Regions from separate parts of the Homo sapiens genome. Here region 1 is linked to region 2. Evidence: chromatin loops called from intact Hi-C (ENCODE). Cell type or tissue: PC-9. All regions are shown on one strand.

Evidence for each region. Hi-C counts contacts between places; a loop is a spot of excess contacts. Peaks named below come from ENCODE experiments on the same cell type or tissue, not always from the same donor. Only the 100,000 strongest peaks of a DNase experiment are listed, where the experiment ranks them.
Region 1: it touches region 2 in a loop (6-fold over the local background); 27 of 110 quality-filtered maps call a loop at or near these places.

The regions. Positions count from the first base shown.
Region 1 is chr2:20,229,949-20,233,948 of GRCh38, reverse strand. No RefSeq gene overlaps it. Among named protein-coding and RNA genes, the nearest start is that of SDC1, 6.8 kb to the right of the region's middle. In PC-9, a CTCF peak has its summit at 1,753; DNase peaks (open chromatin) are centred at 898, 1,408 and 2,138; H3K4me3 peaks cover 1,599 bases; H3K27ac peaks cover 3,249 bases.
Region 2 is chr2:20,105,205-20,109,204 of GRCh38, reverse strand. All of the region lies in intron 2 of LAPTM4A-DT (LAPTM4A divergent transcript), which reads right to left. Among named protein-coding and RNA genes, the nearest start is that of LAPTM4A-DT, 55 kb to the right of the region's middle. RefSeq lists an enhancer at 2,103-2,397. In PC-9, a CTCF peak has its summit at 2,227 (motif pointing left); DNase peaks (open chromatin) are centred at 384 and 2,264; H3K4me3 peaks cover 1,165 bases; H3K27ac peaks cover 2,073 bases.

The DNA of each region.
Region 1 (4,000 bases), 120 kb before region 2:
AAGTCGGAATTTTTTTTTTTTTTTTTTTTTTTGAGACAGAGTTTCGCTCTTGTCGCCCAGGCTGGAGTGCAGTGGTGCGATCTCGGCTCACTGCAACCTCTGCCTCCCGGGTTCAGGTGGTTCTCCTGCCTCAGCCTCTCGGGTAGCTGGGATTACAAGCTCCTGCCACCACACCCGGCTAATTTTTGTATTTTTAGTAGGGACGGGGTTTCACCATGTTGGCTAGGCTGGTGTCAAACTTTTGACCTTAGGCGATCCACCTGCCTCGACCTCCCAAAGTGCTGGGATTACAGGCGTGAGCCACCACACCTGGCCGAAAAGTCAGAAATCTTGATTCTTACATGCAATTCTCCGATGGAAATCTCCTTTTTAAAATGGTGTAGGCTGGGTGCCAGCACTTTAGGAGGCCAAGGCAGGCAGATCACCTGAGGTTAGGAGTTCAAGACCAGCCTGGCCAACATGGTAAAACCCCATCTCTACAAAAATACAAAAATTAGCTGGGTGTGATGGCGGATACCTGTAGTCCCAGCTACTCGGAAGGCTGAGGCGGGAGAATCACTTGAACCCAGGAGGCAGAGGTTGCAGTGAGCCGAGATTGTGCCACTGCACTCCAGCCTGGGTGACAGAGCGAAACTCAATCTCAAAAAAAAAAAAAAAATAGCATAAGGGGAAAACAAAAACAAAAAAAAGAAAACAAAATAAAATAGTTTAAAGGCAAAACACTTCTACAGGCCAAATGCAGCCCTAGGGGCTGTCCCTTTGCAACCTCTGTCCCATTCCTAGGGAATGCAAAGTCACTTTCTCACCTGTTGAGTGAACTCAGTTACTCATCTGTTACATGAATTTGCATATGCATCCTGGGGCTGGAGGTGAGGCACACCTGTGTGCGTGAAGGTGCGTGCACATGTGCTACACACAGGTATGAGCGCTGACATAACACTATGACTTATACATCCTGGCTGCGGTGAGCTCAGGAATCTCTTCAGAGCCCAGCCCAGATTCTCCCCTGCGGGCTTTAGAATCTCCAACTTCTCTATGATTTCTAGGGTCCTACCTTGTGCCAGGTAAAGTGCTAAGTGTTTTATATGTATTATGTCAGAATGCTTAGGAACTTGCCTAAAATGAGTCTATCTGCCTCTCCCAGTGAATCCCACTGTGGGTATCCACGGCATCACTAGCATGCAGGGGGCACTTACACGTGTGTGCCAGGCCCTATGGAGGGCTTAGCTCATTCAATGCTTTTGACTCTTTGAGGTAGGTACTAGTATTTCTCCAATTCACAGAGGAACAAATTAAAGAGCAAAGAGGTTACTGCTTGCCTGAAGTCACACAGCTAAAGTAGCTCAAAGAATGTGTAGAAGAACCGGCTGGGCAACATGGCAAAACCCCATCTCTACAAAAAATACACAAATTAGCCAGGCATGGTGGTATGTGCCTGTGGAGGCTGGGTGGGGAAGATCACCTGAGCCCAGGAGGCAGAGGTTGCAGTGAGCTGTGATTATGTACGTCACTGCACTACCCCAGCATGGGTGACAGAGTGAGACCTTGTCTCAAAAAAAATCAAAACAACAACAACTCCTCCCAGCTCCCCCCCCCCCGCCCCTCCCCTCACAAACAGCATATTGCATGCAGCAATTAGCAGGGCTTTGTAGAGTCTGTCCCTGGGCAGCCAAGGCGGGTGGATGACCTGAGCTCAGGAGTCCAAGAGCAGCCTGGCCAACATGGTGAAACCCCATCTCTACTAAAAATACAAAAATTATCCGTGTGTGGTGGCAGGCACCCGTAATACCAGTTACCCAGGAGGCTGAGGCAGGAGAATCACTTGAACCCGGGCAGTGGAGGTTGCAGTGAGCCGAGATTGTGCCACTGCACTCCAGTCTGGGTGACAGAGCAAGACTCTGTCTCAAAAAAAAAAAAAAAAAAAAGTCTGTCCCTAGCAAAGCAGGTGAGGTGGGACAGGGGGAGCTACTTCCCTGCTCCAGCCCGAAGAGCACCAGCACGGGCTCCCCTTCCCCACAGGGGCTGAGTCACAGAGAGCCTGGTGCTGCTCAGACTCCAGATCCTTGATGATGCCCTGCAGGGCAGGGGCTAGTGTGAGCCAGTGGCGAGTGGCCTCACTCCAGGAAATTGCTCAGGGTGACTGGGCCTAGCTGCACCTGGGAGGGTGTGGCTGGTGTTGGCACTCCTCCCTGCTGGAGAGCTTCCTGTCCAAGCTTCCAACAAAGGCAACAAAGGCTCATCCTTGAGGCAGCCTAGAACTGAGTCACGAGCCCCGGGGTGATCTACCAAAGGACTTCAGCACCCAGTGCTGCCCCAGCCTAGGCAGCCACTTTACACACTGATTCGGCCCCTCTGACGCTAGCTGTTTACGTAAACCAGGTGGAAATGGACCCTCACCAAGGATTTTCCACATTGCACTGTTCCTCTCCTTCATCCTTCTCCAAGCCTCATCGCATCCCACCTCCTCCATATTATTCAATCCTGGCTCCCCACATTGTACCTTCACGGCCCCTGCATAGGGTGTCCCAGCCCACAGTCTCCCTCCCTGCAGCCTGCCCTTCGCACAGTGGCCAGAGGATCTTTTCAAAATGCAAACCACTGGCTCCTCCAGCCTAGGCACGGCCCGTTACTGGCACACACTGCTCAGGCTCTCTCCCTCTGATCCAGCCCTTGCCAGAGGTCCTGTGCCCCGGCCAGTCCAGCCCACCTCAGACTCCTTCCAGTTCCTGAACATCCTGAAGCTCTGTCTTGCTTCTTTGCCTGCTCTTTGCTGGGTTTCCTGTTTGGAATGTCCTTTCCCTGCTCTATCTGCCTGCGGTAGGCTGAATAATTACCCTTAAAAGATATCTATATCCCAGCCCCTGGAGCCTGTGAATGTTAACTTATAGAACAACAACCAATACAAGGTGGTGGTGGTGGGTCTTTGCAGATGTGCAGATGTGATTAAGAATTTTGAGATAGGGGCGATTATTGGGAATTATTCCAGTGGGCCTTGCATGCAGTCCTGTATTCTTACAAGAGACAGCCAGAGGGAGATTTCACTATACACAGAGAAGAAGGCAATGTGAAGATGGAGCAGAGAGAGCTTTGAAGCTGCCAGCTTTGATGACTGGAGTGATGGGACCACAAGCCAATGAATACCAGCAGCCACCAGAGGCTGAAAGGGGCAAGAGATGGATTCTCCCTAGAGCCTTGAGAGGGAGCACCAACCTGCCCACACCTTGATTTCAGCCCAGTGAAACTGATTTTGGACTTCTGACTTCCAGAACCGTAAAAGAATGAGTGTTTATTTATTTATTTATTTATTTAGAGATAGGGTCTTGCTTTGTTGCCCAGGCTGGAGTGCAGTGGCATGATCTTGGCTCACTGCGGCCTTAACCTCCCAGGCTCAAGCAATCCTTTCACCTTAGCCTCCCAAGTAGCTGGGACTACAGGCGCGTGCCACCACACCCAGCTAATTTTTTTGTTTTGTTTTTTTTGCAGAGGTGAGGGCTCACTATATTGCCCAGGCTGGTCTCAAACTCCTGAGCTCAAGAAATCCACCCACCTTGGCATCCCAAAGTGCTGGGATTACAGGTATGAGCCACCTCACCCAGCCTAAGTGGGTGCTATTTTAAGCCACCAAATTTGTAGAAATTTATTACAGCAGCCACAGGAATCAAATACACTGCCCAAATCCTGTTTCTTGATCCACGGACAGGTTCTAATGGCTTCCCACCCACCCTCAACCTTCCTCATCATTGAAACCTTTGGGAACTTTATCCCTGCGTCCGGAATCCATCATTTCCTTACTGCTGCTGATGAACAGGTTAGTATTGCACGCACTTCTTTGTTTTATAATGATTGTTTAGTTCAGTTTTTCCCCAAAGACTGAACTCACAGAAAATGAAAACCTTATGTTTTCACTTTGGTATCTCCGGCACTCAGCCCTGGGCCTGGCTCCCAGTAGGGTCTCTGCAGCATAGCACTGCCGCATTGCACAACTCCACAGGCACCATTC
Region 2 (4,000 bases):
TAACTCTGGGTTCTGGGTGTGATGGAGTAACGCTCGGCCATCTCTTCCTGAAGAAGCGATCTGGAGCAATCTGGTGCTCAAACCAAAGTGCTATCAGTGGTAAGTAAGATCCCTAGCGCTGATGTGTGCTAATGGGAGAGATACAGTAGGGATGAAAGTCACACCCAGCAGCCCCAGGCTGCTATGGTGGTTACAGACCAGAGAAAAGGAGACATCTGAGGAAGGGGACATTTTGTAACATCAGGACAGTAGCATGCACCTGGAGCATTCAGAGGCCTGAGTTACTTGGACAGAGGCAGCGAGGGGAAGTGGAGCTGGTTGCAGAACTCTTGATACTGAGACCTGCCCTTTTACTCACTAGCCATGGGACCCTTGCTGAGTCACCTGCCCTCATCTCTGAAATGGCAATAACTTGTGCAACCTCCCAGATGAGAGCATGTAAACAAAGTGCCTGAAAAGCCAGAAATGGAAGCTACCAATAAGTTTTGGAGGAAAATTTACTTAAAATGAATAAGACACTTCCTTATCTTCTTCTTCTTCTTCTTCTTTTTTTTTTTTTGAGATGGAGTCTCGCTCTGTTGCCCAGGCTGGAGTGCTGTGGCGCGATCTCGGCTCACTGCAACCTCCACCTCCCGGGTTCATGTCATTCTCCTGCCTCAGCCTCCCAAGTAGCTGGGACTACAGGCGCACGCCGCCATGCCTGGCTAATTTTTTTTTTTTTTTTTTGTATTTTTAGTAGAGATGGGGTTTCACCCTGTTAGCCAGGATGGTCTCCATCTCCTGACCTCGTGATGAGCCCACCTCAGCCTCCCAAAGTGCTAGGATTACAGGCATGAGCCACCGCACCCGGCCCTCTTCTTTTTCTTCTTCTTCTTTTTTTTTTTTTGATGAGGTTTTGCTCTGTCGCCCAAGCTGGAGTGCAGTGGCACAATCACCGCTCACTGCAGCCTTGACCTCCCAGGCTCAAGAGATCCTCCTGCCTCAGACTCCCAAATAGCTGGGACTACAGGCATGTGCCACTACACCTGGCTAATGTTTTTGAGAGACCGGATGTTGCTATGTTGCCCAGGCTAGTCTCAAACGCCCTGGGCTCAAGCAATCCCCTGCCTCAGCCTCCTAAAGTGCTGGGATTTTAGGCATGAGGCACTGCATCTGGCCCTTATCTTCTTAAACAGAGAGTCTTGAACATCACTTAGCTTTTCTTCATGATTCAGCGTTAATCACTGTGCAGCGTTAATCACTGTGAACATCCATTCCCACACTGAGCTACAGAATGAGGAGGGGCTTAGAGGACACTGCCTTGTTGGGTTTGACTCTGCCCTGCACTGGATGACCCCAGGCTGCTGGGCTTCTGGAGGCCTCAGGCTACCCCTCGAAAGATGAACAGTCTCATCCCTCACTAAGACTATCACCTGTCACCTCTCAGCACTGTCAGAATGTTGGCCTAAAGCAGTTTAATGAGACTGATTTGTTGCTTCTAATCTTTTTTGTGTATTTACAAACCGGATGCCTGCATTTGTTAGAAATGTTCATAAAAACAGGGATTCCTGAGTACAGAGAACGGAGGGGTTCAGCTCAGGGTAAAGAGCATAAGCTTTCATGCATGGAGCTTGTGACATCCGTCTTGGCTGCTCAGGACCCTGTTTGCTCCATGGGTTTCAACCGCTCCAGACGGGGAATGTGTCACTGTAGCTGGTGATGGTGACCTGTTAGGGACTCTGTTTAGTTCTTTTTTTTTTTTTTTTTTTTTGAAACAGAGTCTCGCACTGTCTCCCAGGCCGGAGTGAGGTGGCGCCATCTCGGCCTCACTGCAACCTCTGCTTCCTGCGTTCAAGCGATTTTCCTGCCTCAGCCTCCGGAGTAGCTGGGACTATAGGCATGTACCACCATGCTCGGCTAATTTTTTGTATTTTTAGTAGAGACGGGGTTTCCCTGTGTTAGCCAGGATGGTCTCCATCTCCTGACTTCGTGATCTGCCAGCCTCGGCCTCCCAAAGTGCTGGGATTATAAGCGTGAGCCACCGCACCCGGCCCATAGTTCATTATTTTTACATTGATCTGTTTCTCTTCCTTCCTGATGTTTATTGTAACAGTAACTTCAGGGCAAACTCAGTGTCCTTCCCAGTGAGAGGTGACAACGTGCTAGCAGCCCTCACTCTTGGCGCTTCCTCGGCTTCGGCGTCCGCTCTGGCCGCACTGGAGGAGCCCTTCAGCCCGCCGCTGCGCTGTGGGGGCCCCTCTTTGGGGCTGGCCGAGGCCGGAGACGGCTCCCTCTGCTGGCGGGGAGGTGTGGAGGGAGAGGCGCGGGCGGGAGGAAGGGAGAGGCGCGGGCGGGAGCCGGGGCTGAACACGGTGCTTGCGGGCCTGCGCGGGTTCCAGGTGAGCGCCGGCTGGGCTTGATGGGAGGCTGAATCCCGTTCGTGGACCGCCGTTGCCTCTTCGCGGGATCGTTGGCCACAATAGCAGGTCTCCCTCTCTTTCTCGCTTCCCTTCTTTTCCTCGATTGTCTGGGACTAGCTCCCTGTGGGCTGCCGGAGTGCCGGGGTTTGGTGCTGCAAAGTCCAGCAGCGAGTCCCAGTGAGAGATGAAGCCGGCTGGGCTTCTGGGACAGGTGGGGACTTGGAGAACTTTTCTGTCTAGCTAAAGGTTTGTAAACACACCAATTAGCGCTCTGTGTCTAGTTAATCAGGTGGTGACTTGGAGAATTTTTGTGTCTAGCTAAAGGATTGTAAACGCACCAATCAGCACTCTGTGTCTAGCTAAAAGTTTGTAAACGCACCAATCAGCACTCTGTCAAAATGGACCAATCAGCTCTCTGTAAAATGGTCCAATCAGCAGGATGTGGGTGGGGCCAGATAAGGGAATAAAAGCAGGCCACCCGCGCTTGCAGCGGCAACTTACGTTGGTGTTTTTCCATGCTGTGGGTGCTTTGCTCTTTGGGAGAGCTCTTGCTGCTGCTGCTTACTTTTTGGGTCCTTGCTGCCTTTATGAGCTCTAACACTCACTGTGAAGGTCTGTAGCTTCACTCCTGAAGCCAGTGAGACCACGAACCCACCAGAAGGAAGAAATTGTGGACACGTCTGACCATCAGAAGGAACAAATTTGGGCCATATCATCTTTAAGTAAACGGTAGCACTCACCGTGAGGGTCCACAGCTTCATTCTTGAAGTCAGTGAGACCAAGGACCCACCAGAAGGAACCAATTCCGGACACACCAGGACACCACCTCTGTCTCTTTAGTCCCACATCCTCTATCCATGCCCTCGCCCCAACTTCTGACACAGCGTCTTTAGATTACCCATGCAGGCATTTTCTCAGTACCCCTATGTGTTCAGTGTGTGGCCATGCACTCAGTGGGGACTGCTAGGGTAGGCTCAGCCACAGCCCTGCCTTTCACGAGCTCAGTCTGGTTGAGGAGGCTAAGGCAATACCCAGAAACAGAATACAAATAGGATGGTGAGAAACAGAGGCTGGCCAAATCTATCCCAGTGTGATATGTGAGTGCCGTGGATGGTAAGGAGCAATAGCTACGGGCATGTTAGGAAAGGAGTTAAGGAGGACGCTTGCAGTGACAAAGGGTGGAGGGACAGCTAATACTTAGCAATGCTCCGGCTCCAAAAAATGCTAGCAGGTATGAGGAGACCCGGGCAAAGCCAGCCCTGGATCCCCTGAGAGCAATGAGGAGTGGGCAGGTTATGGAACATGGCTGGATCCCCTTGGGACTGGCTGATGGAGAGCCTGTGGGCCTCCCTCCAGGCGGCTGGGGCTAGGATTGGGGCTTGGGGATGGGTGGGGTGAAGAGCACCAGGAAACAAACAGCAGAAGGCATGTGAGTGGAGGAGGGCAGGAGGCTTGGGCAGTACCAGTCTCAGCTGTGGAGGGTGAGGGCGGGGGCTGAGACAAGTCATGGAGGGGGTGTCCAAGTTCCCCCAGGATCCCTGGAGTCCGCCCAGGCTAAGTTCAGCGATAGCTACTCTGGCCGAGCTGCAGACACTCAGGTT